Regions from separate parts of the Homo sapiens genome. Here region 1 is linked to region 2. A link is a loop called in an ENCODE intact Hi-C map of the cell type or tissue named here. Cell type or tissue: gastrocnemius medialis. All regions are shown on one strand. Links, peaks and the distances in the headings refer to the core of each region. The heading gives the core; the rest is flanking DNA.

What was found. Hi-C counts contacts between places; a loop is a spot of excess contacts. Peaks named below come from ENCODE experiments on the same cell type or tissue, not always from the same donor. Only the 100,000 strongest peaks of a DNase experiment are listed, where the experiment ranks them.
Region 1: a loop joins it to region 2, with 6 times the contacts of the local background. A loop is called at or near these places in 7 of 110 quality-filtered maps.

Annotation. Positions count from the first base shown.
Region 1 is chr3:172,122,084-172,127,459 of GRCh38, reverse strand. All of the region lies in intron 2 of FNDC3B (fibronectin type III domain containing 3B), which reads right to left. Among named protein-coding and RNA genes, the nearest start is that of FNDC3B, 85 kb to the right of the region's middle. In gastrocnemius medialis, for the core only: CTCF peaks have their summits at 2,055 and 2,255 (motif pointing left); DNase peaks (open chromatin) are centred at 1,219 and 2,139; H3K4me3 peaks cover 677 bases; H3K27ac peaks cover 4,900 bases.
Region 2 is chr3:172,321,710-172,327,085 of GRCh38, reverse strand. The region is part of intron 11 of FNDC3B (fibronectin type III domain containing 3B); the gene reads right to left. Among named protein-coding and RNA genes, the nearest start is that of GHSR, 120 kb to the left of the region's middle. In gastrocnemius medialis, for the core only: no CTCF peak of the experiment used is centred there; DNase peaks (open chromatin) are centred at 2,095 and 3,005; H3K27ac peaks cover 3,490 bases.

The sequences.
Region 1 (5,376 bases), core at 131-5,130, 200 kb after region 2:
AGACAAGCAACTTTTCCAAGGTCACAAAACTACAAAGTGACTGGAATCCAGCCATGTCTGACCAAAATGTATACTCGTCTAGTCCACACCACCACTTCTCCCCTCTACTAGGCGTGGTTTCACCATGTCAATTCAATACAGAGATAATTCAACAAGACTGCTAAAATAAGAGAATGCAGTTAACTGGGTCAAAGGAACATCCCCAAAGGCAGGACAAGTTCTCTTCTAGGAAATATGTGTTCCTCCCTGAAGCAGAGCCTTCTACCCCCAACTTCTTTTTCTTCAAATTCCTACCAGTAACAAGTCTCTCAGTTAAGTAAAATTACAGTCTCAAGAAAAATTTTTTACCAAATCTGCCATGTTTCATGCTCTCGATAAAATCTAAAACCAGCCACTTCTCACCTCTGACCAGATTTTCTCTTTGGTAAACATTTGGGCTCTCCTTAAGGGCTCACCTCCCAATGCATTCACATTCCAGTGTCTGCTCAGCTTCTGTGTGTCCCGGCAACAAGAGTGACTCCTATAGGAATCCATTCACAGAAGTTCTGAAATCTAAGCCCTTTACATCTACAAAATGGTTTGAATTACTTGGAAATGCTTCTAATTAAGATTATCATAACAAAAGCCAGCAATAAAAAGTAATAAAGTAACACCACAGTATGTGGAAATTTCCTATTAAGGGCTCAGAAGTCCAGGAAAGGACCCTCTCCGGCTCAGTTTTCTGACCCACAAGCTGCCCTCTCAAAGCACACAGGAAGAATTAAATTCGGCCACCTTTTTATATACTTTTAAGCAACTAGTTTGAGACGTTGTCCACCATACAATCCAGGAAAACAGAATTTTACAGCTGGATACTTAAGACCATTACAAAGTTGAAAGAAGCTGTCCAGATTTAAGACTTCAAGGCAAACACACTAAAAATGCTCTTTTAAAATGTAATGCTTTTAAGATTTTCCTTTCTAGATTTGAGTTACTAGAGCTTTGTTAAGCAACTGTTGGAAAGCCAGGCACACTTAGATTCTTGGTCTTGGAAGAACTACAGCTTTGAGGACATACACACACTGACTTGTACACATGAACAGATTATTCCAATTCTTCTCTCATTCTGCACCAAGTCCAAATTCAAGACTGACACTAGCCTCTACAGAGAGCAAAGGAAAAATGTGACAAAGATTTTCCAGCCAGCCCCGCCCCTCCTCCCGCACACCCTCAGCACATACAAGCACACAGCCGATTCTATGCACGTTGAATTCGGAGCCAGTTTATGTACCATGACATCAGTGCAGTATAATGAGCCAAGTTGAAACTCCATCTGGGACAAATAATGTCCAGGCACACTGTGACTTCTTTTGTTTATATACAGTGACTAAATATGTCTTGGTGGTAAATGAACTAACTCAAGATTTATTTCCCAAGGCCTCCAAAACGATATTCTGCACCCTGAAGCAACTCCCTGCCTCCAGTTCTTTTTCCAAGGCTATGCATAAGTGATTTTTAGCAGAACACATGATTTTTGAAACATATAATTAACATCTTCAGGAGAGTCAAAGTCCAAGCAGTCCTTCATCAACCTAAAACAAAGAAAACGAGGAACTCATGAGCAACCCGGTACGGTATCACTGCTCATAGTAAAAATCTGCGTGACACTTAATTCTGTATTCCCCTTAGAAAACAGGAAAAGTAGAAGCGAGAGATTTAAGAAATACCTGTGACGCGAAGTGGCCATTTTCTTTCCTTTTGAAGGATACACTTTGTTTCTTTTATTCTGGCATTACTCTGTAAACTCAGAATGAAAAACCACCTAATGTGTTCAAATCTTACAAGGTTTTAAATTTCTTTAGTCTCAAAGCTGCATCTAGGGTGATGCAATTTTTTAATGGAAATGAAGGACGGGGTTTGGGAAGAAAAGGTAGGCAAAAGGCCCTCTCCTAACTCCAGGGTGAGACTCCCACGGGGGAGGAACCTCTACTACCTCTACTATCTCTACCTACTACTACCGTCTACTACCCTTCTCTGGCCACCACCATCTCTCAGCAACTGCTGACCCGGGAGGGAGCAGCCCTCCTACTGCCAATCTCAAGAAAAGAACCATTCCCTAAGGAAAAAAGGGAGCCGCTGCTGTGACCCGGACTGGGGCTTCGGAAGATTTCACTCCCAGCTCCTTTTGCAAACACAAGCCTGACCTCCAGGCCTTCCGACACTACCACTGCTGCTTAGTCCTCAATTTTCAGAAGCTGGGGAGCCAGAGGCACTGCCACCTTCTGGAGTTAATGTGGAGATCATGTAAGATAATGAAGAGGAATGGCCTCTATAAAGTTTACAATTTACTACTGTGCAAAAACCAAGTGCCATCTCGCTCCCCAGCTGTTTACCTGAACAAGACTAAGAGAGGTGAGTCCAAGCCAGGCAGCTCCACCTTTCCCAGAAGGTAGGATCTGAGTTTTGGAAGAGGAGATAAGTGGGTTCAAATTCCAGCTCTGTGATTTGCCAGTTGCAAATACTCAACCTTTCTCGCCTCGGGTTTTGTCTATAAAGATGACTGCCGCCTTACAGCGTGTGTAATTACTGGATGAAATAATGTGTGTAAGGGCTCAGCACCAGCCCCAGCACCTCGTAAGCCCTCCCCAATAGTCACTAATCCTTCCCTCCACCTCGGCAGGAAGAAAGAGATAAAAATATCCATTAAAAGCCACTGTTTCCAACAATTTTAACTTAGTGTCCACAGATAACCACTCAAGTAAAAGTTGAGATTGGATTGAGACTAAAAGCATTCTAGTAATCAGCAGGCTTCCAAAGTAGCACTTAAGTTTGAGGTAAATGCCAAAAATTAACACTTAGCATTCTTTCAAAGTCCTAACTCTGACCTTTCATACAGTTTTTAGATTGCTAAGGTATGGAAATCTCTGGAAGAGTCAACCTTACAGCATCTTTTGTCCTACATTTCCCTCTAGGTTTAAGAGTAATTGTTAGAAAATGAGTCACTGTCCCCCTCCAAAGACAGCATTCACACCTGGTGTGACACTTATCTTTCTGCCTTGTTAATGGAGGCTCTTTAAAGTTCCAAGATTGGCCCAGGCGTGGTGGCTCACGCCCGAAATCCCAGCACTTTGGGAGGCCAAGGCGGGAAGATCACTTGAGGCTGGGACTTCGAGACCAGACTGGCCAATGTGTTGAAACCTCATCTCTACTAAAAATTTAAAAATTCACAGGGTGTGGTAGTGGGTGCCTGTAATCCCAGCTACTTGGGAGGCTCAGGCAGGAGAATTGCTTGAACCAGGGAGGCAGAGGTTGCAGTGAGCTGAGATCGCGCCATTGCACTCCAGCCTGGGCGACAGAGCAAGACTTCATCTAGAGAGAAAAAAAAAAGTTCCAAGTGTGCAGAAGTAGTCAATAAAAAGTAGGAGCACTCTCATCCCGAGTAAACCACTTTAAAAATGAGAAAGCAAGAGACCGTGGGAAGTAAGCTGGATGTGGACACCGATCTATGAAAGGATAATGTCTCCTAACACCCAACTCCACCATCAATTGATTCCCTGTGTCCTGAAAACAGACAGATATTATTCATATAGATAAACCTAGTATCTGATTTCCTATCACAAACCCTAAGAGAAAAATATGGATGCCATTCATTTGTAATTCTTATTAATATTTTATATTATAGTTTTACATTCAGTCATAACTAAAGCCATCAAGTAAATTATAAAGAAATAGCCATTCTATATAGATGTTTTCCATGTGACTTTTTTGCCAAGGTGATAAGAGTTTAAATGGGTTCTAAACAGATCCATTCTGGCAATATAAAACAAAAATTAAAAATTAGCTGCATTACTGTGGCCTATTTAACTACCAAACAACATCATTAATTAAAGCACATCCTTCTGTATGTCACAGCTTCTCCCTTGAACTAGAATGACAACTCAACACTCCAATATAAAGACCAAAGAAACTTCTGAGACAGTAACATGCTCAGTGATTAATGTTTCTGACTACTGCTTAGAAAACACAAAAACATTTTACCATATTCCAGCCTGGGTGACAAGATGAGACCCCAACTCAAAAAAAAAAAATTATCAACTTCTGATTGCATGAATATAACAACAACAACAAAAGGTTTGGTTAAGGCCTGGCACAGAGGGTCACACCTGTGTAATCCCACATTTTGGGAGGTCTAGGCAGGACGATGGCTTGAAACCAGGAGTTTGAGACCAGCTTGGGCAACATAAGGGGACTATCTCTACAAAAAATAAAAATAAGTAGCCAGGCCATGCTGGTGCATGCCTATAGTCCCAGCTACTCAGGAGGCTGAGGTGAGAGGATAGCTTGAGCCCAGAAGGTTGAGGCTGCAGTGAGCTGGGACTGTATCACTGTACTACAGCCTGGGGAACAGAGTGAGTCTCAAAAACAAAACATATTAATGACCCTTCCTGAAAACTAAAAGTCATGTAACATAATTGGTCAATAACACAAGTCCATGTCCCTTCAAATCTAAGGTGTGGCTAACAAGAACTGATTTGCATTTTTTTAAACAACAGAAATGGAACCTTAGTAACAAGTTTACTGATATACTTTCTAGTCAACCTGCACCCAAAACTAGACCACAATTACCTCTGGATCTTTGCTGTCTCCACTTAACTGCCCAATTATTTGCAAAGCAGAAGCCCTTGGAAGGGTAATTTGCTAAATGCAGACTGTCCATTTTATTCAAATGCTTGTCTACTATGCTGTAAGGAGCAAGGAAGGGGCAGGAAAGAGAAGACCCAGGAAGGGAGGGCCAAATTATTCTTGTTCATCAAAGTGCTGAACACACCTGCTGCTCAGGTAAAACACATTCCCTCTCAACAGATGATCTGATCTGATGGTCACCTGTTAAGGAAAAAGGCCCAGGGCAGGGAAGAAATACCAATGTAGGCATTAACACTAAAGCAGCACATGCATAATGTTTCTTCTGGGGACCCACCATGTCTAGCTTCAAGTTATTGTAACATTAAAGCTGACCAGAAAATGACTAAGAGGCATCTAGTTCTGGCCAATGCCAATTTAAATGAGGGAACAAATATAATCTAAAGGCAGCTAAATCCAAGATTACCTAGATAAAACACTACAGCACTTCAGCAACTGGCTCCTTGGCAGGCTGTTTATTTTTGCATTTGGAAATGTAGGAGAGAGAAAAAAAAAAAGAACGAGAATGAGTATCTGCATTTGGAACTTGGAGATTAATGTTACGAATTTTACGCAGCTTGCTTACTACTGTCATGTTTGGAGTGTAACGCATATATTTTATATAGTCATATGTTTAAATCAATCATTTGGACTAAAAAAGAAAAGAGTCTGCCTACATGAAAACGATTATGTGCAAACATATTCTGGATGCAGAAG
Region 2 (5,376 bases), core at 83-5,082:
CACTTGAATAATTACACCCAGCATCCGATCACACTCTATGGGAGCCCTGGTATGTGTCGTATCCATTTCAGGCTGTGGCATGATCTACCTTCTTTCCTCCTCTATTTCTGAACTCAGAGTAAGCAGTGCAAGAAAGGCCCATCCTGCCATGGCGGAAGCTCTCATCCCTTCCAAACCCCGTGTTGGCTCCCCTTTAATGCCTCATTTTTCCTATTTCTTTATTTGGTCTCCTTTCCCCTTTTCTTGTGCTTAGAACTGTAGCCAGTAAAAAAAAAGTCAGTGTTTCTTACTAGGTTAATTTGCTTTAATACAGTAGAAACCAGACTGTTTGTGGCTCAAACGAGAAAAAGACTGGGGAGGGTTCGAAGGGGAGAAATGACTTTTAAGAGAGCCAGAGCACTCACGCTCACTAAAGAATTAGGAGAAGGGGAACTGTGTGACCTTCAAGACATCTTCCTATATTGCTAACATTTAAAAAAATTCTACTTGTGAAAGAAGTAAAAATGGCGCCAGTGCACTCCAGCCTGGGCGACAGAACAAGACTCCATCTCAAAAACAAACAAACAAAACATAAATCTTGGAGTCAGGACCAATTGTTAAAATCAGGAACAACTGCTATATAAACTACAACCCATATAGACAAAGCATGCCGAATTTTCTATCATAACAACTTCCAGGATGTACTACTATGTGCATAAACTTAGGGACACCTAGAAAGATCCAGAGTTGTTAAAACCCTGGAATTCAGTTTTGGAAGCATTGTCTGTAGAGTCTGTAGAGGTAAGAATACAAATATTTGACAGTTAAAAGAATTAAGGCTTATTGATGAATTTTTAGAAGTCATTGAGAATAAAACAAAAACAAGGGAAAGTAGGTTAAAATATTTCAGACATGAGAGAAGTTTTGAATAAAAGAACATATTCATGTATAACATGAAGTTTAATACAAAAGGCATATCTGGGCGGGGTGTGATGGCTCACGCCTGTAATCCCAACACTTTGGGAGGCTGAGGGAGGTGGATCACTTGAGGTCAGGAGTTCGAAACCAGCCTGGCCAACATGGTGAAACACCGTCTCTACTAAAAATACAAAGACATTACCCAGGCGTGGTGGTAGACGCCTGTAATCCCAGCTACTTGGGAGGCTGAGGCAGGAGAATTGCTTGAACCCGGGAGGCAGAGGTTGCAGTGAGTCGAGATCACGCCACTGCACTCCAGCCTGGGTGACAGAACGAGACTCTGTCTCTAATATAAAATAAAATAAAATGCATATCTGGAAAGAAAAAAATTAATGTTCACAAAAGTCACTGCAGTACAAAAAGTGATCTGCAGCTGAGAAGTTAACAAGTGAACTGGAGAAGGCCACTGGCTCCAGTGATCCGATGCCAGCGTGCTGGTCTGTCTACTGCGCCAGGCTCTCCGACGGCTCTGGAGCTTAAGCATTAGAGTAGAGTAAGTCCGTGTTCAAAGGCATAGAAGATTTGGAGAATCTGTTCATAAAACAAGATGGGTCCCAGGTTGCAAATAGCATTTATAAACAAAACATTTTCCTGTTCTTGTTGACAGAAATGGAGTTAAAAAAGAAAAGAGCTAATGCTTTAGAGGACTGAAAGATTCATACGAACTGACAGGAGTGATAAAGTGAATGTTTATCATTGTTTATCAGAAGTTAAATATATCCAAATCATTCCTGTCAGTGAAGTTTTAGAGATGGTAAATGACAACTTTCATATTTTATATGCTGTGTGGCTCCCAGAGATTTTGAGAGATTATAATCTATGGCACGTTCCCGCCTTTAAAAAATCTAATTTAGACTACACAGGATTACTGAGATACGCTGACTTGACTTCGGAAACTTAGTTGTTAATAATTTAAATTCAGCCTTGTTCAAAGTTCCCTACTAAAATATGGCTGCAGTAGAAATGGGTAACATCCTGACACTTTTCAGACCTGTTGTCATCAATGATCTGGTCACACACAGGCAGCAGGGACAGCCATGACTTAGGCCTAATCCTGGCCAGCTACGGCTGCTAGGCCACTTGTGGTGTGTCACACAGAGGAGAGTAAGAGCTTTCAAAGGGGCTGCCAGGGCCTGGGAGTCAGCTGGTCCGCAGGGCTGAGGGAAGAGACTCCTAGCTGCACTCCGCTTCTCTGCGCGTTGGTGGGTCAGGTTCGCAGCACATGAGCAGTCAGGATCAGAACCTCTAAGGTGACACTGGAGTCCCTGTTCTCAGCGGGGTATGGAAAAGATACTTCACCTGAATTAGAGAAACTGGTCAGAGTGAACACCATTGATCATTCTGGAACAGACCTAGCCACTGGGCTACTGACCTCACTGGACATGAACCAATATAACCCCAGCCAGTTCTGGCCTAACTTTCTACTGCCAGTGTCTGTGAGCCAAAAAAAGGGCAGATTTTCAGGGTGCACTGGCTTGTTTCCATTTTGCAACCTTGGGCATGCCCAAATGCTTGTTTCTGCAGCTCAGACCAAGTTCATTCAAGGGCAAGGTTAATCTTTCTTTACTACAATGTGAAGAAATCTTGGAGTACAAACCAACTGTGTGCAGACAAACCTTGAGGTGCTCAATCTGGCGCAGGATGACGCATTGCAAACGTGGGTTGTTTCCTTTCCCAAGCTGAGTGTTCCTCTTCGCACTCAACCTAATTCACAGTTGTTGCTTATCTATCTTCATTCCACACCCAGACCTAGCCTGAGAGCACCAATTCATCACCCTGGGGTAATGTTTTCCAACCAGGGACGAGGGTGTTTTGTCTACCACTTCTGGTCAAAACTGCTCTCCAGGAAAGGACTTGGCTCGCCAGTAAGTCGACTCATATTCACAGCATGCATCAGATCAGCCCTTCCCAAGCCTGGGAAGGGAGAAAGGGCTTTGCCTCTTTCTCCTTTCCAATCATCAAACAAAAATACATTGGGTATTATCCACATTCTAGACACCACTGGATCATCTTACTCTATGTTCCGTCCAGTGTGCCTTGCGCAAACCTGTCCCCTGATGTCATCATAACTCTTACCACAGAGTTCACCTGCCCTAAGCTGGACACCTCATTTATCTGAACCTGGGTAAGTGCCTCTTTCATTTCAAGATTCACATACTAAAGGAAGTCATCACCTTTGGGGGGAAGTCCCAGCCTAGTAACGCTTAGAATACTACATACTCTATGAGCACCTGCCTCCCCTTTGCTTCATCCTCATCCTCACTCACTTTTTAGAAGGGTCATGCATTTTTGGTTTCAAGTCCTAATTAATAATGGGAGTCTAGATATTGTTCTTGTTCCTACAGGGTCCTGCTAAATTCTGAAGAATGGCAATAACCTCCAACTTTTTGCCAGACTATGAAAGGCCCCAAACACAGAAAAAAAGGGGCAAGAGAAGGGAGCTTGGAGAGTATATAAAAAGCACTATGTGGCTACATAGCAGAGAATGATCAACCCCTGAAAACATCTCCAAGATGTGATTATAATCTCCAGGACAAAGACTTTTTCTTTTTCCCCCCACAAGGGAGAAATACTGTTTCCAAATATTCTACTTTTTGTGTGTGTGTGTGAGAGACAAGGTGTCTCACTCTGTTGTTCAGGCTAGAGAGCAGTGGTACAAACAGACCATAGCTCACTGTAGCCTCAAACTGCTGGACTCAAGGGATTCTCCTTCTCAGCCTCCTGAGTAGCTAAGATTATAGGCATGCACCACCACACCTGGCTAAATTTTCAATTTTTTTCTTTTTGGTAGAGATGGGCTGATCTCGAACCCCTGGCCTCAAGCTATCCTTCCACCTGAACTAGGCTTCCCAAAGTGCTGGGATCATAGGTGTGAGCTACCATGTCCAGCTCTGCCATTCTCCAAAATGAAATTTGGAGATAAATTATAAATATAAAATATTTTGAATATTTTAAGGAACATCTTTATTTTTTCTTTTACCCCCTTACTACCTACTTGAATATTTTTCAATTTCTTTCAAATTTGTAGTTAAAAAACAAAAACTGTCTGTTAAAGATTTTAAATACATTTATATTCCCTGCAAACAAACAAACAAACAAAAACTAAAACACTTTGCTGCACTATCATGAGTCACCTGAGGGAACAGAATACACGATCCTGCTTTTCAAGTACAACTGAGGCAGAGACATTAACTGGAGATAAACAGTCTGTTTGGGTTCCCTGCCCTTATCACTAAGGGAGCAGGCAGAGTGATCTCTTCCATCTGCTAGCTGAGAAGATTGGTATTTGAGAGCCACTGAGGCATGTCTCACTGGCTGGCTGAGTAGCACTGGCTATGAGGTATGAGGTCCATCCTGTCACTGTATTTCTGGGTACACATTTGCCCCCACTCTCCCTGTCTCCAGAATACTCAGAAAAGAATCAGGGATGGGAAAAAGAGTTACGTTGTACTTTTAAAGTATATGACCTTATATCTAACAGTCTTAGGTTATAGTACCTAAAAAACTGTATGTGCTATACAAAGATAAAGAAAAAAATATTTGTTAATGGTTTCTCAGGACCAAAAGGAGACAAGAGAAGGCTTATACCACAAGTGGTTACTTTAAACATGTCTAAAAATTCTGTGATTCCCTATCCATTGAGAAACAAAGTCTAAGTCTATGTCCCTTTCCCTTGAATGCGGGTGGTCTTGTGACTCTCTTGTAACCAAAAGGCTGGAGTGGAAATGAAGCCAAGGCTGGGTGTGGAAAGGTGTTACAGCTTCTAACTTTTGCTGGGACACCTGATTTTCGATTCTCACTACCCTGAAGCTGCCACGCTGTGTGGGAACCCCAGGCCATGTGAAGAGCCCCAGATAGGTCCAGTCCAAAGTGAGCACTGATGCTAGACTTGTGAGTGAAAACACTGCCAGAAGATTATTCCAGTCCCCAGCCAATGAGCCCTCCTCGCTGAAACTCTAGATATGATAGAGCACAGAGATGCCACTCCCCAGTGCCCTGTCCAAATCCCTAACCCAGAGTCCACAAGCATAAGAAAGTGATTGTTTGAAGCCTCTAAGTTTTGGGGTAATTTGTTATGCAATATTACACTCATCTATTTTGAAGTCTATATACGTTTATAGCATGAAGTTTTACCCCTCTGAATTTCTGCAAACTTTTATAAATTCCTCCTACACTGTAAACAGCTAGAAGGTGGGGGAATGTAATGTGCATGCTAGCATACAAAATAAATGTCTGGCTGGGCATGGTGGCTCACGCCTGTAATCCCGGCACTTTGGGAGGCCGAGGCGGGTGGATCACCTGAGGTCAGGAGTTTGAGACCAGCCTGGCCAATATGGTGAAACCCCATCTCTACTAAAAAAAATTTATAAAAAATAAATAAATAATAAACATAAAAAAATAAAAATACAAAAATACAAT